3 separate regions of the Homo sapiens genome follow, and regions 2 and 3 are each linked to region 1. A link is an interaction called in ENCODE POLR2A ChIA-PET data of the cell type or tissue named here. Cell type or tissue: MCF 10A. All regions are shown on one strand.

Region 1 (8,000 bases):
GTGAACACACATGCGCAGGTATGCACACACACCCACTGAGTCAATATTCTTGGGATAAAATTTGATGCAGGATATTAAAAAAACATTAAAGTCATCAAAAAGTCAGAATTTTGATCAATTTATTACACTATATTTTAATTACAATTGGGAGGAGAGGGTGTTCTGCCAACTTCTTTTCTTTTTTTTTTTCTTTTTTTTTGAGTCGGAGTCTCGCTCTGTTGCCCAGGCTGGAGTGCAGTGGCGTGATTTCAGCTTACTGCAACCTCCGCCTCCAGGGTTCAAGTGATTCTCCTGCCTCAGCTTCCTGAGTAGATGGGATTACAGGTGCGCCCACCACGCCCAGCTAATTTTTGTATTTTTAGTAGAGACAGGGTTTCACCATGTTGGTCAGGCTGGTCTTGAACTCCTGACCTCAGGTGATCTGCCTGCCTCAGCCTCCCAAAGTGCTGGGATTACAGGCGTGAGGCACCGCGCCCAGCCTTCCCAACTTATTTTCTATGTGTGAGACCTAGAGGCTTCTTCTGGCCCTAAAGAGAATGAAAAGAACACGGAATCAACAGAATGGCAGAGCAAATTGTTGGTGAATACTTGGGAGGGTATTATGACCCTAAAACGATAGTTATCAAGGCCCTGAGTGTGCTACGTCCTAATATGGCATCACATCTAACGGAAGGATCCCCGTCAGATCACATTCTGGGTAATATTTAATATTATGGACTGGATGCTCTAAAGACTTGACATCAAGGCCAGGTTGTCCCATCCACGCCTTCCAGGCCCCAAAAAGCTGCTCTCTGGCCTACAGGTGTTCAGCCTGTCAGCTGTACTTCCTTATCCTGCCTCCACCCAGGGGCTGCGTGTACTTCAGGGCACATGAGTCTGAAGCAGTCGACTCCCAACTTTTCTGAATGTGAAGCCCTATTAGTTAAAAACTTTTGAGCATGTGTTCCTTATGTATTGTTACAAATTAATATATTACATTATACACATTTGCTCAAAAGCAGAAAATTTAACAGAATGAGACATTACTTATTTTCTGTGTAGTTCCTATACACAGAAAATAAGTTGGCAGACCATCCTCTCCTCTCATCTATAATTAAAATACAGTGTAATAAATTGGAAAAATTTCTCACTTTTTTGATGATTTTGATATTATTTTTATAATATCCTGCAAAGATGAACCACTGTAGCTTTCCTGCCTTCTGGGTTATATTCCCTGCCTGCAGGCAGAGACTGTGGAAGCCATGGCTTTTGTGAGTGCCACTGGGCTGGACCTGGGCTCTGCTGGGGCTCCTATTGTGCTGGGTGGTCTGAAGTCTGGCCCCTGAATTCTAGGATAGGAAGAACAGCTGGGGGAGTTTAGGAATGAGGGGTGGGCCCAAAGGGGTGCCGAATGACTCAAGGCAGATGCATTTAACCAGGTCCGGTATTATCATAGATTTATTTGTTTTGGGAGGAGAAATACAAAATTTTTGGAAAAATATATCACATAACCAATGGAAATATTTGCAAACTGCTCTCTACGTCACATGAGTTGCTTCTGAAAAGTACTTTCGTTGTTACTGTTAACTTGTCACCTCCACATTGTACATGAATGTGTGTGTTCCTGTGTATATCTTTTCCTTCGTTTTCAAAAACATCCGTGTTCTAGTGACAAGAATGTCCTTATTAAATATTTTCCAAATTTGGCACACTTGTCTTTTTGTAAATGAAAAATTTCTAATTCATCCTTAAACTTTATAACTGTACTTTATTTGCCCTGAGATAACTTAGGAGCCTCTAAGAGGCACAAATTATTTGTATGATCATTCCTTCACCTCATTACAAAATGTGACAATCATCCTATATTCTTAGACAGATGATATCTGCAGGGCTACTGACAAAGACTCTCTTCTTGACCAAATTCTAGTCAGGCTCCACTGAGCCCCCTTCTCCACTAGGCCTCATCCTTGGCCTATAAAGGCTTGAACAAACACAAACACAGTTTCTAGCAGCTCAAGGCCACATCCTTAGCATGCCCCTAATCTCCTTAAAGTGCCTGCCTGAGAAATGCAGGGCTGCCCAAGGAATTTACTGTTTGTTTCAGCCAAAACCTGAAGATAAGTACCCTGTCTCCCAGCCTCCAGAAGGGCAGCGCTTTGAGAAGGAGCACTTAGAAAATCCAGATAGTTTCCACATGGACCAAGCTTCCTCCCTCCCGCCTTTGATGATTTTTCACTTCCCTGACTCTCCTGAGTCCCCACTCACACCTCTCCTCATTCCCTTATTCTTCCTTTAAAATGCCTAGTCACTGCTGCACAAATCAAAGTGCTGATTGAAGTCTCTTCTTACCACTTTAACTAGTGCCTGGCTTTGTTTATTTTTGACACTGTTTAAGCCAGAAATAGGTTAACTGCCCCACGTCACAACACAGGGGGCATAAAACAAACATGGGAGGTTGGCACCATCAATCCTATTGCCATGGGATGGGTCTGGATGGGTTCATTTCTTCACGGAATTCACAGGGAAAGACAATTGCCCAACACAGTCTGAGTCAAGACAGCAGTATCAGTCTGCACATTACCTGTCAGTACAACTTATTTTCCTGCTTGTTTTCATTAGATCAAAAAATACATGTAGATTCACCTTCTAGCATTTTCATGTACTTCCAGTGGGCCATACTGCATACACCCCACATTCGGAACCAGGGATCTGAAGAGCAAAGTTATGTAAGGAAAGCGCAATTGGAATTCATGCCCCACAGTCCACACCCCGTAGGAGACGGATTCCACATGGGGTGATTCAGACTTTACCCTGGTTAGCCCTGGCCCAAAAATGCCAGGCTCTTGCATGTGCGGGGCATCATCTGTACAGATGGTATTCCCATCTGACAAGCAGGGCTTTCTTGGATCCACGGGCACTGTGCCCAGTAGATGAAAAATGTGAGCAGCACAGATTCAAGCCACTCTTGTCTTCTTAAAATAAGCAATTCATTTTTTAGGGAGCTATTTTTAATAGCATTAGTTACTTGGCAGCTGTTTCCAAAATGGCTTCCACAATTCTAAGAAGCTGTGATTCATCCTTTGGCCTGGCAGTGTCCTGGGTACATGGAAATTCCAGGGGGAGTTATAAATGCCACTTTTCATGCTTGGAGCTCACAAAGTCCTCTGTGAAGCCAAAAGTGAGATTCGGCAAATTCCATGACAATGAGAAACAAGAACCAGTATTCAGTTGATTGTTGGTCAAACACTCCTGTGTTACCCAGTGTGGGAATCACACACATTAGCAACTGGAAGCCACTGAGGTCTCTCAGTCTGTTCCCTGTAGTCTGGATGGGATCCTTTCTTCATGGTTGTTTTCTGGATTATACTTATTTCCACATTGGCTTGCATTACTTTTTTCTGTTTTTTATTTTTACTCTATATTATTTTACAAAATAGTGAAGTATGCATAAAATTTTTTGGTTTTTAAATGTTCTAATTATTTTTATTTGCTTTTCACATTTAGTAAAAATAAAAAATCTCAAATAATACGAAAGTATGGAAAATGAAAAGTAAAAGACCCCAACTCACAACCCCTTCTTCATTTGGCAGAATTAATCACTATTTTGGTTTGTCTTACTTCACTATTTATATATGAATTTATTATACCATATTTAAGATAGATTAGGTAACTATCATTACCATTTTGTTAGATATGCTGCCAGCATTTTCCAAGTAAATGCAAGCATACACATATATTTTTGTATTTACTATTTTTATTTAGATTTTTCTGTTTTCACTGGGATGATGCTATGTATACTGATCATCATTTCCTGTTTTGCATGTTTTATTTTGCACTTCTTTTTACATTGGCACAATTGCCTTTATAATTGTTGCACGGCACTTCTTTTATGGAATCATCATAATTTATTTAATTGCTCCATATGAATGGGAATTCAGCTTGCTCCAGGTTTTTACTATGACAGTGTGGTGCACCCAACATCCTCACACTTAACAATCTTAGTAAATTGGTCAATTTCTAGACATGAGATCTTTAATATGTTAATTATAAATTGACTAAATAGAATGCAGTTGCATTTGGAGAAAATTTCACCTTAACAGTGCCACCAATCATCATTGCTGTCAGAATTGAGAATTCTTTTAATGTATTTTTAAGTTTTTTAAGTTGCAGCAAAATGCACATAACACAGAATTAGCCTTCTTAAACATTTTAAAGTGTATAGTTCAGTGGCTTTAGTATTATACATTCTTATGGTTTTGCAAGCACCAGCATCATCCATCCACAGAATTCTTTTTATCTTCCCAAACTGAAACTCTGTTCCTATTTTTTTGTTTTGTTTTTCTTGTTTTGTTGTTTTGTTTTGGTTTTGGTTTTTTTTCATGACAGAGTTTCTCTCTTGTTGCCCATCCTGGAGTGCAATGGCGCGATCTCGGGTCACTAAAACCTCTGCCTCCCGGGTTCAGGTGATTCTCCTGCCTCAGCTTCGAGTAGCTGGGATTACAGGCATGCACCACCATGCCCAGCTAATTTTTGCATTTTTAGTAGAGACAGGGTTTCACCATGTTGGTCAGGCTGGTCTCGAACTCCTGACCTCAGGTGATCCACCCACCCCAGCCCTCCCAATGTTCCTGTTAACACTAACTCCCTCTTCCCCCTCTCCACAGCCCCTGGTGACCACTATTCTACTTTCTGTCTCTATGGATTTGATTCTTTAGGAGCCTCATAGGAGTGGGACCATATAGTGTCTGTCTCTTCATGATTGGCTAATTTTACTTAGCATGATGTCCTCAGGGTTCATCCATGGTGTAGCATGTATTAGAATTTCCTTCCTTTTCAAGGCTGAATAATATTCCATTGTATAGATATACCACATTTTATTTATCCATTCATCCATAGAAAAACACTTGTTTAATATATTTTAATATTCACTTAGTTGCAAATTTTCTGATCCTTCAATTGTCTAATTTAAAATCAGGAAATTTGAGGAAAACACACATATATGAGTCCATCATAACTCTAAGGTCCCACTGCATGACTTTATAGGTGAAGAGGCACTGATGGTCTGCCCTCCTCCTCTGCAAGTACCTCTGGAAATCTTTGTACAGGCGATGCCATCACCACCCTTCTCAGCAAAGCCAGAGGGCTCAGCCTGCAGCCCAGCCCCTCGTGGCAGGTGCAGCCCTGCTGCTCATCGGAGGGATGCATCGTAGGCATTGTTAACACACAAGAGGAGGTCACTGAAGAATGTGATTGTTCTGCCATTGTGTTTTTGTACGGTTCTTTTTTCTCATGAAACTTCATGGAGAAATTTAAGAAATGTAATCAAAGTATCTGCACTTAAGTTTAGAGCCCATTGCATGTCTTTGTGAGAGTCTGTGGGTTTCTGCTACCACATGACTTAGACGGGTTAGATTTGGGGAGCTCACTTTGTCAAAATTTCCCTGGCATTTTGTCTGAAGAACCTAAGTTAATTTTCTTTTTAATGAAACTTTCCTCCAAAATACTTATAAAACACAGAATCTTGATTTATTCTCAATTACTGCCCCAAAACTACCAATTTCATCTCATGACAAGACTAGTAAAAGGCAAAAAGTGAGATGGAAAACAAATTACAAATGTATTCTGGCTGCTGGGTGATGAAAACCAATACATGTAATTTTAAAATAAAGCAAGGACAATTATTTTTCAATAATTTCAATAGAATTAATAGAATAGGAAAGGAGTCCTGTTTACATTGTTTTTGTTGTTCTTGAAGCTCTGGCTTTCCTACAGACATGGCCTCAATAATCTTTCAACAGCACCCTGACGTAGACAAGGTGCACAGGGTGGGAGAACAACCGGGCTTTGGGTAGCACCTGGTCTAGAGTCGATAATACGGGACTTATTAAAAAATAATTTTTAGGCAAATAGTAAGGGTAAAGGTTCTCAGTGGAAATTTTCCTATGAGAAACAACCCTCAAACCATTTATTTTCTAGGCTTAAAGAGCCAGGCCAGCAAGCTTTAATATGCAAATGCAGGCGACTAAAAGCTAGGTCCACCCAACATGGCCAAAATGGCAATTCCCTCAGTCTTCTCCTTGTCACCACCTGTGCCAAGTGTCATGGCCGCCTCCAAATAACACCACCTTGTGTTCGGAACATCATGACAACCCGCATTTGCATATTAAAGGAATAAGGTGGGAAGCCCAGGTTTTTCTCTGGCTATGTAAATAACACACCTGGTCAAACCAATCCCCTGGGCGCTATGCAAGCCAAACACCACCTCCTCTAGCATCCCAATATTAGCGACCACTTTTCTGCAGCACAGGGGGTTTCTCTTTGCTCAAATCCCCACTCCCTCTGTCTCTGTACAGGGGAGCTGTTTTCTTCTTTCTTGCCTACTAAATTCTCTGCTCCTTAAAATCACTCCATGTGTGTCCGTGTCATTTTATCTTAATCGGCGCAATACCAAAAACCCTAGTGTTCCTCCAGTCATCGAAGCCGTATCATTGGCAGGCACTAGATAATTGGTTGCTGGAGAGAAGAGTGAAACACACAACAAGTCATATTACAAACCATAAAAGTTACTTATCCCACCGTTCTCTACGAATCTTTATATTTAAAGCCACAGGCTTTCATACATATGTATTTTGCCAAAACAGAACACTTGGGGTAGTTACAATATTTGATTAAAACCAGTTTATAAAAAGTGTTTATAGAAATGAGCCTCCTGTCAGGAGATCCAGACCATCCTGGCTAACACGGTGAAACCCTGTCTCTACTAAAAATACAAAAAAAAAAAAAAAAAAAAAAATTAGCTGGGCGTGGTGGCGGGCGCCTGTAGTCCCAGCTACTCGGGAGGCTGAGGCAGGACAATGGCGTGAACCTGGGAGGCAGAGCTTGCAGTGAGCCGAGATCACGCCACTGCACTCCAGCCTGGGCGACAAAGTGGGACTCCGTCTCAAAAAAAAAAAAAAAAAAAAAAAACAAAGAACAAAAAACAAAAAAAGAAATGAACCTCCTAGGGCGTTAACAACATTACTTGTTGTAGTTTACATACAACTTTTTCCAGAAACAGAGCTAGTGTCAACAGTGATACACAATTGCATCACATTTGCTCACAGAAGAGTTCCTGTTTCATTTTGTTTTGTTTCTAGTTGCCATTTTAGTCCCTTATTATAACGTTTTCCCAGAAAAGATGATAGCCCTTCTTTCAGGGAAATAAACAAAGTGTAATATGTTTTAAAAGGTACAGGCCAAAGGAAATTAAGAACTTCCTGGATGAAATTAGGAAGGATTTATTTAAAAACATGGGTAGAAAATAAATCCAGAAATTCTGAGGAAAATGGTTTTTAAGGTGCACAGGTGTCCTGGGGTTGGCTAGCGTGAGGTAGGCAGAAAGAAGACAAAATTACTAAATGTGAATCTGCCCGATGCCACAAATCAAACACGGATCAGCCAATCCCCGCCCCTGCTCAGTGCGTCTGCACACAGGTGCACATACACAGTCCCTATGTGACTTTGGATATTGGCCACGGCTTTCCAAAGTAGCCCCAGAAACATTATCCCCAAAACTCAGAATTGAAGCAGGAGTTGGGGGAAGGGACAGGGGCAGGATGCAGAGAAGTGTGCCTGGGATTCTGTAAACCTGCTCCTAAGCCAAGTGCCCAAAACAGAAGAGCTTTGCGGAACACCAATTTAGTAGAATTTTCCTCCCTCCAGTCCCTCTGTGGCAATTCAGAGATGGCCCAGCTGGCTGATCTTTGGTGGTTATGGAATGGTCACAAAAACAATGACAGAAAAGAGAAATAGGAAAGGCCAGCTTCTGTATCTATTTCATTTTGCCTACATTTTAAGGCAACTAAATTTTTTTTGAGTAGCTGAACATCTAAAGGCAATTACGAAAAGTTGACTCATAGTCTTATTTTTTATATACATCGTAGATGGATCAGGCATTAAGGCAAAAATAAGAAATGAAATAATGACATTAAACAAGCAGGTATTCTTTTGTCTCTATAGTGGCAATCTTTGGGGAACCATGA
Region 2 (8,000 bases), 68 kb before region 1:
CTAGTGAAAATACCTAAAATGGTTTCTATTTTTCCAAACTAACACTTACTGGTACAGTTGTATCATCAAGAGTTATACCCCAAAGTAAGAACATGGGAGCACTTCTCAATAATCTCCAGTAATGACTTCTCAATAATCTCCAGTAATGACTTCTCAATAATCTCCAGTAAGAACATGGGAGCACTTCTCAATAGTCTCCAGTAATCAGTTAATAGAGGTCTTACAAATACTGCCCATTTATTTTTGATGCAGTGATAGGTATTGAATGCTAGGCTCAGCTAGCTAAAAATGCATTTAGAAATTTTAAAGAGATAATTATATAGAAGTGTTGACCATAGGTGAACAATGCTTAGATGGTGAGGGGAAGGTTACTAGTATCAGATAATTCAAAACTTGTGAGTTTGCATGGCTATACCGGCTTCCAGCAATCACTGAGGTTTGAAATTGGCCCTGAAAGGAAAACAGCTGAGAGAGACAAAAAAAGTTTAAACATCTTCAAATGTAGCACATGGACCACTCATTATCTGACAACTGCCTGCCTCCTCAAACTTTTTTCCTTGTGCTCCTTTGTCTCAACTTTATGTTCCAGCAATTCCAAGCTGCTTGCAGTGCTTCTGCATATGTCAAACTTTCTCCCATCTGTTTTTTTTTTTTTTTCGCCCAAGCTGTCACCTTTGCCATAACAAACCTCTCCTCTATTCACTCTTTAAAACTTAGTTTGGATATCAGTAAAAATGACAGAATAAGATCTTCTGAAAATCTCATCCTTTATAAAAGCAATGAGAATACTGGCAAAAAATGGTAGGAATTCCCACTTCCAGAACTCTGGAACTTAACAAAACACTTGCAGCAACCCAGGGAACATTTCTCAAGAAAAAGAGCTGAATCTCAGTAAGAACAGTGAGCTTTGTGTTGCTCTAATTTGCCCTATTCCTTATTATCCTCCCTCCCCAGCTGCACAATAATTTTGAAAACAAAAGCTCTCAATCAGGTGAAAAACAGGAGCCTGGCAGCCACTGGAGGGGACAAAATAGGGTCAGTCTAAACATTAAGTAGCTTGTCAGCCAAAGAGACTGGGGATTTAGGCAGGGACCAGACCCTAAAAGACTTTACGTGTCCCAGTATAGACTTTTCATCTTATCCTGAAAGTAATGGGGAGTCCTGCAAAGATTTTCAGCCTCAAAACTCCATTCCCAGATAATTGCTATTATTTGACCTGTTTTGGTGGTTCCTTAGGAAGCTGTTTTTGACGCAATTCAGAGTTTTTTCCAGTTTCTTTTCTTTCCTTTCTGCAGAAAGGAAGTTTATTGGGGAGCATCCTTAATTTGGATGAATATAGGGGACTATGTTCACAGGAATGAGAAATGTGGTGAGGTAGGAATTTAATTTTGTTTTTTTGTTTTGTTTTTTTTGAGACAGAGTCTCACTTTGTCGCCTAGGCTGGAGTGCGGTGGTGCAATCTTGGCTCACTACAATCTCCACCTTCTGGGTTCAAGCGGTTCTCTTGCCTCAGCCTCCCAGGTAGCTGGGATTACAGGCACCTGCCACCAAACCCGGCTAATTTTTTTATTTTATTTTATTTCTTTATTTTTTTTTTCTTGAGTAGAGATGGGGTTTTACCATGTTGGCCACGCTGGTCTCAAACTCCTGACCTCAAGTGATCTCCCCACCTCAGCCTCCCAAAGTGCAGGGATTACAGACACAAGCCAGCACACCTCTGCTGGGATTTACTCTTAATGCATTCACAACAAAGGCCTCAGCTAATCCTCAGGGACCTGGAGGACCCTTCAGAGTTGTCCTGCCTTAAGGCCCAATGCCAATTCTTCATACCAAGTGCCAGTTCTTTATATCCTCCTCATCAAGCAGTCATTGGATGCTCACTGTCCCTTGGGAGAAGACCCGACCTCCTCCATCTAACAGCAGCTCAGCCAACAAATGAGTGCCTCAGCCCTAGAGGCAGAGCTGGGCAGTGCACCCCAGCATTCAGCATCCTGCTGGGTTCCCATGTGGCTTGGCCCATGCTGCTCTCTCAGTGAGTGACCCCCTGAGAGGAGGGAGGAAGAGAGGCAACCTATGAGGGCAGACAATTGTGATTGCTACCTTGAGTCTTCTCCCTGCTAAGTGTATGGCTTGGATCGGAATTTATCTTCTTTAGGCCTGTTTCTCCACCCATGGCAAATGATATTCCTACTTAAACACTGAACACGTCGCTGGTATTCTGAGATAACCTGGAAATGGGGGTCAAAGTTGGATGGACTACTTCCAGGAAGGAAATCCAGTGCCTATGATTGCTGGGAAGGCCAACCACACTGTGCTTCTCCTCCTAACCTCCCCAGGACCTCCCACATTTCTTGTTTTTTTTTTTTGTTTGTTTTTTTGTTTTTTCCATTTTTCTTTTCTTGTCTTTTTGTTTGTTTTTGTGGGTTTTTGTTGGTTTGTTTGTTTTTGAGACAGGGTCTTGCTCTGCCCTGGCTGGAGTGCATTGGCATGAAGTGCACTGGCATGATCTCAGCTAACTGTAACCTCCGCCTCCCGGGCTCAAGTGATTCTCCTGCCTCAGACTCCCGAGTATCTGGGATTACAGGTGCCCACCACCACACCTGGCTAATTTTTTGTATTTTTGGTAGAGACAGGGTTTCGCCATGTTGGCCAGGCTGGTCTCAAACTGGATCTCCCACATTTCTGCTGCAAAAGTAGAAATAAGGTCTAGTAGCCTCTTCAGAGTACTGAGAAGTTGGTCTAATTTGTTTTGAGTTCCCTGGACCCTGATTAGCATTTTGCATCAGGCAGACATTCATTTTGTTCTGTTTTTCTTTCTGACTTTGGCCAATGAGAACTCTTAATGAAAGAAAATTATGTCATTCTTTATCCTGGTATCAAACTGTACATGCATTAGTGACTTGGTAAAAAGAAAAAAAATGAGTCAATAGTCTGCAGTAAATCACTATAAGTGTCATGGAGAAATCTAAGAATCAGAGACATACAGAATCTTGAGTGATGTGATTCAAACCCCTACATTCAAACAAATGGATTCCCAAAGTCTGGAGGGAGAAAACTTATCAGAATCTCAGGGGGAAGGTGAGGCTCATGTAGTTTGAAAAAGTCTATCCACTTTCTACCCGTAGGAAAATTTTGTACAAAATTATTGTCTCTTGGGGATATGCAGAAAATAGTGTGAGAGAGTGTTTTAGGGGACAAAGGTTAAAAATAAGTTTTAGAAGTAGCTTTGGGAACAAATGGCAGTATGATAATGTTACTCATGAGAAGTTTTATCTCTATCAGCTATTTGGCCATAAAATTACACAATGGATCATTACAATGCCTTTAAGTGAAGGAATGCAGCCACCCGCTGCTACAAAAGAAAATTCCAAAAACAGTGAGCATAATACTAAGGAGTTTTCTCAAAACTAAGGATGACAAAATGAAAATGGGCTCTGAAGTACATTTGAGTTTTCATCTTAAATTAAAATCACCTAGATTTTTTGACAATTCCCATTGGCCCTCGACATACCACTGAAGGAGGTGAATCACTGTCATCTCTAATGATGCCCAAACTTTACAGCTGATGACCAAGGAATAGAATAAATAGCTCCATTCAGAAGGACAGATTCCCCTCAGGTGGGTAAAAAGATGGCATCGTTCCTAAGACCATCATCTGAAGTTCTCTGACTCAATTACAGTCTCACTCTGAATCAGTTGCGGTGACTGACAGTGCCCAACGATGCCAGTACTCACATTCCAAGCTGCACGGTAAAGAGAAACTGCAGATGAAAGCACATTTACTCACATTTCCAGCAGCAGGATTTCTCAAGGTTTGTCAGCTTTGAATATAAATGCAGAATATTTCCTTGGTGTCAGCAGCAGCTCCAGACTGGATTTCAGGAGCAATTAATAGTCCACAGATTAACCCTTTACTTGCAGACAGGAACATGAAAATAATTCCCATTGTTGTGTATTTACTCAGTGTGGGTTATGGGGGGAAGAAATATAAGCATACACACACACACACATACATCTATAATATATACATATAGGTACACTCACATGAATTTCATTACTATCTCTTAATGAAACGTATCGTTTTGTACCTACAAAAATATTTCTTGCTAATTTTTTGACAAGCTACCTGAATAGATTTTATGTTGTCAAATGCACATTAACATCACTGGAACCAAGTTTAATTCCTTAGTTTTTCTTTCCAGAAGCTGGGCTGATATTTAACAGGCTGTCTCATGACCTAGAACAGGAGTCCACATCCTCAGCTTGCAGGCCAAGTCCAGCCCATCACTTGTTCTTGTATGGCCTGTGTACACTTTTAAGTGATTGAAGAAAAATCAAAGAACAGCAATAGTTTGTGACTCTTGAAAATTGTATGACATCCAAATTTTAGGTTCCACAAAAAAGTTTTATTGGCACACAGCTACACCTTTTTTTTTTTTTTTTTTTTTTTTGAGATGGGGTCTCACTCTGTCACCCAGGCTGGAGTGCAGTGGCATGAACATGGCTCACTGCAGCCTCGACCTCCCGGGCTCAAGAGATCCTCCTGCTGCAGCCTGCCAAGTAGCTGGTACTACAGGCGTGCACCACCATGCCCAGCTAATTTTTGTATTTTTTTTGTAGAGATGGGGTTTTGCCATGTTGCCCAGGCTGGCCTTGAACTCCTAGGCTCAAGCGATCCACCCAACTCAGCCTCCCAAAGTGCTGGGATTACAGATATGAGACATTGTGCCCGTCCCCACTATTGATTTATGGATTGTCTATGGCTGATTTCTTCCTGAAAGGGCAGAGTTGAGCAGTTGCAACAGAGATCATACAGCCCAGGAAGCCTAAAATATTTACTCTCTGGTTCTTTACAGAAAAAGTTTGCCAACTTCAGGACTAGAGCTAGTTGTTCTGGGGCCTCTTTGGGTTGGTTACTGCCCTGCTTAAGATAAGAGTAAACAGATGGTCCCCGACTTAGAATCATTCAACTTATGATTTTTCAACTTTATGATGGTGCAAAAATGAAACTCACTCAGTAGAAATGATACTTTGAATTTAAAATTTTGAGCATTTCCCTAGTGATATGCAGTATAATACTCTCTTGCAATGTTGGGCAGCAACAGTGAGCCACAGGTCCCCATCATCCATGCTATCACAAGGGCAAACAACTGATACTCTACAGTGTACTGTGTTCCCGTGTTTTTTGGACTATTGTGTTTTTAATTTTCGCATCCCATCATGTCTGCAAAACATCCATCTATATCTGGGGAGAAGAAAAAGCAGAAGCAATTACTCTTGAGCCAAAACTCCAAATAATTGCCCAGTTTGGAGACAGCAAGCCAGCAATGGCCATCTTACGTGAGTTAGGACTTTAGAAAGCCACGACCATCTTAAGGAATAACAAGCAAATTTGTGATGCAGTGGAACCATCAGCATCAGTCAAATCTACTGTTACCACAAAGAAAAGAGCTGGGCTGATTGACGATTTGGAAAAATTACTTGTCACGTGAGTGGAAGACCAGATACAGACGCACATACTGCTTAGCCTACCGATGATCCAGTCTAAGGCAAGAACTCTTTTCAATACACTAAAAGAGCATTCCTATGATCTTTCCCATATGCAAATGCTTATAGCAAGTCATGGGCAGGTTCCAGCACTTCAAAAGGCATCATAATTTTCATAATGTGAAGTTCAGCCGTGAGGCAGCAACTGCCAATACTGAAGGTCCTTAAGTATTTAAGAACAAGCTCCATAGGATAATTGTGGATGAGAAATGTTTGCCAGAATAAATATTTAATGTCAATAAAATGAGCTTGCTCTGGAAGCGTATGCTGGTGCATATGTATATTAACAGGCCAAGACAATGCCAGGATTCAAGGCATTCAAATACCCTGGAATGCTGCTTTTGGGTCAAAATGTTGCAGGGTTCAAATTAAAGCCTTCCTAATCTGCCACTTAGGGAACTCCAGAGCATTTGAGAATGTGAACAAGCATCCATTTCCTGTTTATTACTGCCATCACAAGAAAGCCTGGATGACATCAGCATTGTTTAAAGACTGGGGTTTGAAGTGTTTTATTCTGCAGGCAAGAGAGTATTGTAGGCAAAGCAACATCTCATTCAAGATTGCTCTGATCTTAGACAATGCTCCAGGTCCTCCATAGCTTATCCGGTGACATCCATCTTGATGTAAAGGTTGTATATTTGCCACCTCTGAACATAGCCGCACTCATTCAACCCATGGACCAAGGCACAATAGCTGTGTTCTAAGCATGCTACTTACAACCAATATTTGCAAAGGCTGTTAAAGAGACTGAATCTGACCGAACGCTCTGAGAGTTTTGGAAAGGTTTTAACATTCTAAATACTGCATGAAACATTGCTCCAGCATGAGAAGCCATCACACAACAATGCATGAATGGCATTTGGAGGAAAGTTTTGAAGACGTGTGTAAACGCATTCAAAGGCTTTAACAAAGATTCTGCTCTTGATGAAATAGTAACTAACAATATTAGTGCTTGGGGAACAGCCAGAATTGGAGGCTGATGAAGAGGATATTCGTGAGCTTGTCAGTGATGAAGAGGATATTCGTGAGCTTGTCAGCATTGGGACTGAAGAGCTTCCCAAGGAGAAACTGATCAGACTGAGGAAGAAAGAAAGAATGAAATTGAGGCAGAGGAAAAGTAAGTTACACCTGACGCACCAAGAAAGTTTACAGCAAAGAAACTGGTGGAGGCATTGGCTACTCTCAGCAGTGGCTTATGAATGGTAGAAGAAATGGACGTCCATTACCAGAGATTCTCAAGTGCTGACAGGCAGATGCAGGATGCTCTTGCTTGCTATAGAGAAACATATAAAGAAAAGAAGAAACGAACTGCACAGTTAAAACTTATCTTCCTGAAGAGCTCTATGCTTGCCAAACCATCAACAAGTGTCAATGCCCCACTGTCTTCTAGCAGCTATTCTCAAGCCTCAGCATGAGAGAGAGAAATGTGATGACCCTGTAACTGTAGCATCCCCATTATCCAGCAATTAATTTTAGTTCAATGCATAAAACCCTCTTCACACCCAGTGTGCTTTAGGCTGTGTACATTAATGGTGAGTACCCAAACAACGATTTTGTTTTTCATTTTTCTGTACAGTATTCAATAAATTACATGAGATATTCAATACTTATATTTATAAAACAGGCTTCGTGATAGATGATTTTACCCAACTATAGGCTAATGTATGTGTTCTGAGCACATTTAAGGTACACTAAGCTAATCTATGACATTTGGTAGGTTAGGTGTATTAAATGCATTTTTGACTTATGATATTTTTTATGAGGGATTCCTTGGCATATAACTCCATCATAAGTTGAGGAATGTCTATATCGCTTTGCAAAGTTCTTGCAGAGGAGTACCTGGGACTATACCTCTATTAACACAATCCAGATCTACTTTTCATCATATAATCCCCATTGATAAATAAATAGCACTTTGTTATAATCACATTTGACCACACTATTTATTTTATAATGAAAAGTATTAAATTCTATTCGAAAGGAAATTCGCATCATATAAAATCTTTTTTGGGGACAGTCAGTTTTGTATGCAATAGGTTTGTTTAAATAAGATTATAACTATTATCAACAGAAAAAGTTTTTAGAATTGTTATAAGTTATCTTCTAATTGCAAGCTAGTTGTAGAAAACAAAACAAGAAGCAATGCTATTGATTCTCTTTAAATGTAAAATGTTGTTGGATTCAACTGGCACTGAATAGCTTAAGATATTGGGTGGAGTAGTAATGAATTCACCACTTCTGCTCAGGAAGGGCACAAAACCCAAAATGGGCCAGGTGCGGTGGCTCGTGCCTGCAATCCCAGCAGTCTGAGAGGCCAAGGTAGGAGGATCACTTGAGCCCAGGAGTTTGAGGCCAGCCTGGTAACAGAGTGAGGCCCCATAATGAAATAATTTAAAAAAAAATTAGCTGGGCGTGGTGGCATGTGCCTGTAGTCTCAGCTTACTCGGAAGACT
Region 3 (8,000 bases), 190 kb before region 1:
CTAAAATAGTCTGATGGCTCGCTCTGCCCCAAGTCTCATGGCTCTCCTTACTTACTCTGGTGGTCTAATGACTCTTCCTGCACCTAGCCTGATAGCTCTCTTTACCCCTGTCCCTAGCCCCCTAGTCTGATGGTTCTCCTTGCCCCTAGTCTGATGGCTCTATGCCTCTTCCCCAAATGCTTAACAGCTTCACATTTTCCTCTCTCTTGAACACCACTCGGAGCTGGGGAGGAGAACAAACAAGCTAGGGCACCAGAAGGCTGATGCTCAGACTGAGCTATTCCTTCTGGATGAGTGGGTTCTCAAGGGAACAGCTGTTAACTGGCTATAGACCCAAGTCTATGGGGCCAGCATGACCAATGTCCCCCTTCTACCTCACACAAAAAGCAGGACATGAATAGAGGGCCGGTCTTGCCAGGTGAGGCTTCACCTGTACTCTCAGCTGTGCCAATTCCAGCTCCTTCAGCTGTGCAGGACACGAGGACTCTGGGGGCCATGGTGTGGCTTGGCTCAAAAACATGAGACACACACATGGACTCTGTGAACCAAGGCTTCTTTCTGTGTGATACTGGCTGTAAAGGTCTGTTCCCTTCAAAAGGAGAAACACTGGGGATACATTCTACTTTATGTTACAAAATCAGTAACATGGGCAGTCATCATAGGGTGCATATAACATGACAGGGTTTCTCCATAACTGTTCCTGCATGTTTCCTTTCCCTATTGAAATGTATTTATCTCTTGCCTTTTTCTTCCAATAGGATTTGAGACGGCATTCCTGGACTTAGTATCTTAAAAGACATCATGATAAAATAGAAATCTTACTTCCCCAGCCTGACACCTCGTGCAGATGACCAATGCCCTCTCCTCTGGAGAATCTCAGATGCAGCATCTTAGACACAGTGTGTGCTTTCAGTGGCTTATGATAAAGACCTGGATGTGCTGGGGTATAAAGCCTCTTGTCTGGAAACTTTTCTGAGAGTAGTTAAAACCTACCTGCTAACCTCACCCCTGCAACAAGTTGCTGAGCTCCTTTGGGCAGGATACTGCCCTTGGTGTGGGGACACCATGATGACTGGGCAATGTCAGAATGTCAGATTGAATTCTCTGCCAGTGGTTGGAGGGAAAGACAGGGATGGTTCTGCAGCACAGCTTGGTCTGTGTCATGTGATGTCAGGGCCATATAAAGAGGCAGTGTGTGGCGCAGGTGAGGAATGCTCATTCCAGACTCACTATGCCTGTGTTGGCGCTCATCTCGCCACCAGTGACCAGCTGCGGGCTCCATGGCACCATCCAACGTCCTTGCACTTTACTCCCCACATCGGTAAAACTGGGGCAGAGGGGCAGTGGGGAGCAGTTAATAACAATACATACTGCACGATGTTGCTGTGATGATTCAATGAAATAAATCACGTAAACCGATTCATGAGCGTTTAATAAGCCATCTACCAGTATTTCTAACTGACGTGCTAGGTTGTAAGGTCTCTTTGTAAGAAACAATGTATGGTACAAAGATAGGGTGCTGGGACTGTATTCCCTATGTACATAACTCCATAATTAGTTCTTTTCTAATCTATAATTCTTGTTGTGCACCCTGAATTTCACATTTGGGGAATGTCAAAATACTCCCAACAATTTATCCCAGTTTCTGAGCTCAGGGTGGGTGGTGTTTTAGTTTGTTTTCTGATGCTTATAAAAGAATAGTTTAAACTGGGTAATTTATACAGGGAAGAAACTCATTTGCTACAATTATGGAGGGTGAGAGGTCCAGGGTCAAGGGTCAAGGGGTTGCATCTGGTGAGAACCTTCTTGCTAGTGGGGATCCTGTGGCATTCTGAGGTGGCACGGGCATCACATGTGAGGGAGCTGAGCATGTTGGTTTGGGTCTTTCTTCCTTTTCTTATAAAGCCACTGGTCCCACTCCCATGATAACTCAGTAATCCATTAACCCATTAATCTATTCATGTGGAAACAGGGCTCATGACCCAATCACCTTGTAAAGACCTCACCTCTCAATAGTCATTGAGGATTAAATTTCAACATGGGTTTTGGAGGGGACAAATGTTCAAATCATAGCAGGTGGAAAGTGAGGTGGCTCCATCTGCCTCTTGGACCTTGCTTCCTCTTGCTCTTTCTATAACATACCAGATGAACACCTTATGGTGCCAACCATCACCACCACACAACAGCAACAAAAATCCCTCATGCAAAAATCCATGAGATTAGTAGACTTCAGCAAGGCTTGGGGGCTGGGTCCACATTGCAGTGCTCAGCTCGCTGGCATCTTACTGGCTCACACTTTATCTCTCTCTCACCTCTGTTCCTCTCCCCACCCTCTCATGCTGTTCCTAGCTCTCCAACTTCTACTTGCTATATTATGCAGAATAGTCTTTCTTGGAAGAATTCTCCTGATTTTCTGTCTCCCCAGCTGAATCTGAAGCCCCCGAAGGACACAGGAGTGGATTTTATAATCATGCTGGATAGTGAAGGAGTGAAGGACATGTCATACAAAAATATGCCGGATTGATGATTTAGAGCTGAAAACATTGGAGAAATTTCGTTTCAGAAAGGGTCAGCTGACTTGTCTTTTCCTGCGTTCAGTAAGCATAAAGATTTCTCCTGGTCGGGTGGTGGGAGCGGGGGCCATTGCCATATTAGCATGTGAAAATAGCCCTTAGCACCAGAGACTGGGAAGTGGGGGCTGCAAAGGACCTGAATGAACAAATATTACACAGTAACCCTTATCTCCCATCTGTTTTACACTCCTCCACCTGCCCCTGTATCTCTCCTAATGACTCTCCTAGAAAATTTACTGCCCTAGCCCGATTTTCTTTGTCCTGTCACTTCTTGAAATTGTCATTATTTGTCTAAAGAGTCCAAAAGCATCTGGCTTTGGCCACTTCTTCAGACTTCACTCTCCTCTGAAGATCTCCATGCACATGGAAAACTCATGCAATTTGTATGTTTTTCTCTTGTTAATCTGCCTGGTGTCAATTTGGTTTCTAGATCCAGCCAAAGAGCCCTCATAAGAGCTTAAGGAGGTTGGAGGGGATCTCTGCCTCCCCTGCAATAGCACCTAGTGCCCCAACAAGTTGGCTGTGCTCTCAGTATGCACCCTTGTTGAACAAAGGGTTCCCCTCTTTAAAGTCCTGCACACAAAAATAACTCTGGCCACCATGAGTACCCTTTTGGGAGTTTATAATCAAATACAGCACTTCTAATTAGTTCTAGTGTGGTCTAATTGATCCCACTGACCCAAATGTCTTGTTAAATATTATTGCCAAATAAAAAAGCACAAATTGCCACCGCCTACTCATCTAGGGACATCATAATGTTAGCTCAGTCCCTCCACTGGCTCAGAGGACTTGGAGAAGCTATGTGCTCTTATCACACTTGAGATGCAATAGAAGCGAAGTGCAGGCTTTTCTCTGGTCTCTAAGCAGGCTGCTTGCCTTCTCTGTGGTTCTGGTTTCAGTCCCTCTGCCTTGTGGGTAGAGTTGTCAATCACTGACCACCCCCAGGCCTGCTGGGGAGAAGGGGCCTCCCACAGCATCTGCTGAACAGTTGGCCGAGGCAGCCATGTCTCAGGACCCCTCCCTTCTTCCAATGCTGGCTTGGCCGGGGCTTTGCCCCTGACTGGGTGCCAATACTGTGGCACAGTGACATGCAGAGGCAGCCTCTTGGAAATGTGAGTAAGACACACCCAGCAAAGGAGGAGAGGGAGCTTGTCAGCTGTGGGAGCAAAAGCTGAGAATTTTGAAATGGACAGAGAACAGGAAAGCCCAGGGAGAATGGTACACCAGGCAGTCATGGGGCCTGCAACCATCCAGGAGCAGAAAGAGCCTGTCTGGTGACAGAGCCGCAGGAGAGCTTATTCATGAAAGCCCAGTGCCCCCAGAGAGGAGGAAACCAGAAAAGGAATGATTTGGGGCCTAGCCCCCTTTTGACCTTCTGGTAAACCCCTTTGTCAATAGGTAAGCGGAAATGATTTCTCTGAGAAGTCTCCACAAGAAAGGAGACAGCGCCTCTTCCTGCTCTACCACATCTGATGTCCTCACCCCAACAACGTTCAACAGGGGAGCTTCATAACCCCACCTGACAAGGAGGGGCTGGCCCTCAGGGAGGTTAGGTGTCTCGCCCATAGCTACAGTGGCGATGCCAGCACCCCGGTTTTACTGAACCACACTGCCTCTGTGACATCACCAAACTTCCTCCATTTCAGCCTCCCAACTTTAGGCCATCCCTCTCTCCACGCAAAGAGACAGACCAGGAAGGACTGACAAGACTACCAGCAATGTCCTCAGGCCAGGGCGGCCACACGAGAAAAGACTTGCCCTCCTTCTATCCTTTGGGCTTAGGTGGGCAGAGCAGGGCAGGGTTCCTGCTGCCCTTTTGCCAGGCAAGTCAAGCACGTTACAGGTGAAGCGCTCCTCCCCACTGAGCTTGGCTCAAAGTCAAACGGAAACACTCATCCTTCTTTACAGCTCATGCTCAAAGGCCCCGAGGCCCAAAAACACGTGGCTCATCCTTCCCAAGGTGGGTGGATTTCAGAGAAGCCAGCACCAAGCCCGGGGCAAATGTGTGTGTGTGGCTCTGGCGGGGAGGATTGGGATGGAGAAGGTGGAGTCAGAGCTTCAGGCCAGAGGGCAGGGCGGCTCAGCCACTGTGGGACAGGCAGGCGAAGACCGGAGGAGGAAGGGGAGGGCAGGGGAAGGGGGAGACATGAGGGAGAAAAAGAGAAGAAGGAGGGAAGGAGAGAAGAAGAAGGAGAGCCAGAAGATGAGGGAGGGGAAGGGAGGAAGATGGTAGAGAAGGGTAAGGGGAGGACAGAAGAAGGAGGGGGAGGGGAAAGGGATGGGAGAGCATGATGGGGAGAAAGAGGAGAAGGGAAGAGGGAGAGAAGAAAAGGGGGAGGGGAGGGGCAAAAGGGAGGAGGAAGGAGGAGGAAGGAGAAGAGACACTGAGGAAAGGTAGGAAAAGGGAGGAAGATGTGAGCCAAGTCACAATGGACATTGGGCAGTGGCATACCTTGGGGAGAACACATTTGGAACTGCCTGGCCTCTGTCATGATGTCATTACTCCTCATCTTGTCACTTTTAATTCTCTTAGGAGGAAACACACACTCTGTTAGGAACGCACACCAACTCTCCAAGGGAAAGTGACGGATGGGCCAGGGAGACCTCAGTTTAAGGGCTCAGTGGGAAACAGACCATTCTTGTCTCCAATCCCTCCATGGTCTTTCTGCTTTGGCTGGGTAAGGCAGGATCTTTGCTAGGCGTGTCTGTCAGTGATTAGGTCTTGAAAAGCTTATAGTCTTTTCTTTCACCTTGACCTACAAAGCATGAATCGAGATAAATCTAACATTTCCTCCCTTTTCACCACTCTCCCATTTTTTCCATCTTAACAAACCGGAGGAGGATTGTGGTTCTTTTCCAGAACAGCTTAATGCCACACCAACCCTGCACATTTAAATGTGTAACGCTTCCTCTATCATTTGCATCTTAATGTTCCAAACCAACAATCATGAAGCCTTGTGTGAAAAAATAAAGAAGGATTTAGAGAAATTTGGGCTAATTCTAAACCTTGATGAATTATACCTAACTATAGAAGCTTCGTGATGAGACTTTAAAAAAAAAAAAAACACTGAAATCAATTTACCGCTGAAAAAGGTGCCAGATGGGAATTAAACCAAATACTGGCATTTTCTTTAGCCACAGTTTAGAAATTACAGACAAAAAAGAAAAGAAAAGAAAAGTCGGCCTCATCTATTTCCCTGTGTCTCATCTCCATAGCTGGATGCTTCATGCTCCTTTTGTGAACATCACTCAAGTCAATTCCTTCATCCACTCACTGAGCACCTGCTGTGCGTGAGGCAGGTTCAGGGTCCCCTGGAGAGCTGGGGACATGTGTACCACATCCAGTCCTTGGTGCTGACTCTGCAGTCAAGGGCACTGCCTGCCACCGTAAAGTTGTCCCAGGTGCTGGCACCACGCTCGGTCAGCACTGCCTTGTCTAACTGGCACCTCCGCACTCCCTGGGAACTGCAGCTGCTCTGCAGGGGCTGAAGTTTGCTGGACTCCCCTGTCTCTGTCAGGCCCCTTTGGCTCCCACACTTGAGCCCCTGCATACAGACAGCAACACGAAGAGGAGAAAGATGTGCTCCCTAGGATCACTGTGGACTGCCATGCACTGTGGGCACTGGAGGACTCTGGGGAGTTCACGGCGAAAGCAGGGAGAATGCCACGCTCCCCTTTGTGCCACTCTCAGCAAGGTTAGTCCTGAAGGTGCTACTTGTGCCTTAGTAGAGTTTTCTGTGGGGGTGGGGAGGCATAGAGAGGACAGCACTTTCCAGCACTTTTTGTTATTAACTCTCCAGCTCTCAGACCCTGGGCCAGGGATGAAATCCAAGTAGCCATTCCTTGTTCTCAGAATTCTTTTTTTTTTTTTTTTTTTAATTGATCATTCTTGGGTGTTTCTCGCAGAGGGGGATTTGGCAGGGTCACAGGACAATAGTGGAGGGAAGGTCAGCAGATAAACAAGTGAACAAAGGACCTCTGGTTTTCCTAGGCAGAGGACCCTGCGGCCTTCCACAGTGTTTATGTCCCTGGGTACTTGAGATTAGGGAGTGGCGATGACTCTTAACGAGCATGCTGCCTTCAAGTATCTGTTTAACAAAGCACATCTTGCACCGCCCTTAATCCATTCAACCCTGAGTGGATACAGCACATGTTTCAGAGAGCACAGGGTTGGGGGTAAGGTCACAGATCAACAGGATCCCAAGGCAGAAGAATTTTTCTTAGTACAGAACAAAATGAAAAGTCTCCCATGTCTACCTCTTTCTACACAGACACGGCAACCATCCGATTTCTCAATCTTTTCCCCACCTTTCCCCCCTTTCTATTCCACAAAACCGCCATTGTCATCATAGCCCGTTCTCAATGAGCTGTTGGGTACACCTCCCGGACGGGGCGGCTGGCCGGGCAGAGGGGCTCCTCACTTCCCAGTAGGGGCGGCCGGGCAGAGGCGCCCCTCACCTCCTGAACGGGGCGGCTGACCCCCCGACCTCCCTCCTGGACGGGGCGGCTGGCCGGGCAGAGGGGCTCCTCACTTCCCAGTAGGGGCGGCCGGGCAGAGGTGCCTCTCACCTCCCGGACGGGGGGCTGATCCCCCCACCTCCCTCCCGGACGGGGCGGCTGGCCGGGCGGGGGGCTGACCCCCCCACCTCCCTCCCGGACGGGGCGGCTGGCCGGGCGGGGGGCTGACCCCCCCACCTCCCTCCCGGACGGGGCGGCTGGCCGGGCAGAGGGGCTCCTCACTTCCCAGTAGGGGCGGCCGGGCAGAGGTGCCTCTCACCTCCCGGACGGGGCGGCTGGCCGGGCGGGGGGCTGATCCCCCCACCTCCCTCCCGGACGGGGCGGCTGGCCGGGTGGGGGGCTGACCCCCCCGCCTCCCTCCCAGACGAGGTGGCTGCCGGGCAGAGACGCTCCTCACTTCCCAGACGGGGTGGCTGCTGGGTGGAGGGGCTCCTCACTTCTCAGACCAGGCGGCTGCCAGGCAGAGACGCTCCTCACATCCCGGACGGGGCAGCAGGGCAGAGGCGCTCCCCACATCTCAGACGATGGGCGGCCAGGCAGAGACGCTCCTCACTTCCTAGATGGGATGGCGGCCGGGAAGAGGCTCTCCTCACTTCCTAGATGGGATGGTGGCCGGGCAGAGACGCTCCTCACTTCCTAGATGGGATGGCGGCCGGGCAGAGACGCTCCTCACTTTCCAGACTGGGCAGCCAGGCAGAGGCGCTCCTCACATCCCAGACAGGGTGGCGGGGCAGAGGTGCTCCCCACATCTCAGACGATGGGCGGCCGGGCAGAGACGCTCCTCACTTCCTAGATGGGATGGCGGCCGGGAAGAGGCGCTCCTCGCTTCCTAGATGGGATGGCGGCCAGGCAGAGACGCTCGTCACTTCCCTGACTGGGCAGCCAGGCAGAGGGGCTCCTCACATTCCA

Evidence for each region. Peaks named below come from ENCODE experiments on the same cell type or tissue, not always from the same donor. Only the 100,000 strongest peaks of a DNase experiment are listed, where the experiment ranks them.
Region 2: POLR2A ChIA-PET joins it to region 1 with 6 read pairs; 2 of 35 experiments call an interaction of 5 or more read pairs at or near these places.
Region 3: POLR2A ChIA-PET joins it to region 1 with 5 read pairs; 3 of 35 experiments call an interaction of 5 or more read pairs at or near these places.

Annotation. Positions count from the first base shown.
Region 1 is chr1:232,137,714-232,145,713 of GRCh38, reverse strand. No RefSeq gene overlaps it. Among named protein-coding and RNA genes, the nearest start is that of DISC1-IT1, 220 kb to the right of the region's middle. In MCF 10A, no CTCF peak of the experiment used is centred here; DNase peaks (open chromatin) are centred at 2,493, 2,823 and 3,093.
Region 2 is chr1:232,205,299-232,213,298 of GRCh38, reverse strand. No RefSeq gene overlaps it. Among named protein-coding and RNA genes, the nearest start is that of DISC1-IT1, 280 kb to the right of the region's middle. In MCF 10A, a CTCF peak has its summit at 1,986; no DNase peak of the experiment used is centred here.
Region 3 is chr1:232,331,536-232,339,535 of GRCh38, reverse strand. No RefSeq gene overlaps it. Among named protein-coding and RNA genes, the nearest start is that of SIPA1L2, 290 kb to the left of the region's middle. RefSeq lists an enhancer at 6,372-7,352. In MCF 10A, no CTCF peak of the experiment used is centred here; a DNase peak (open chromatin) is centred at 4,505.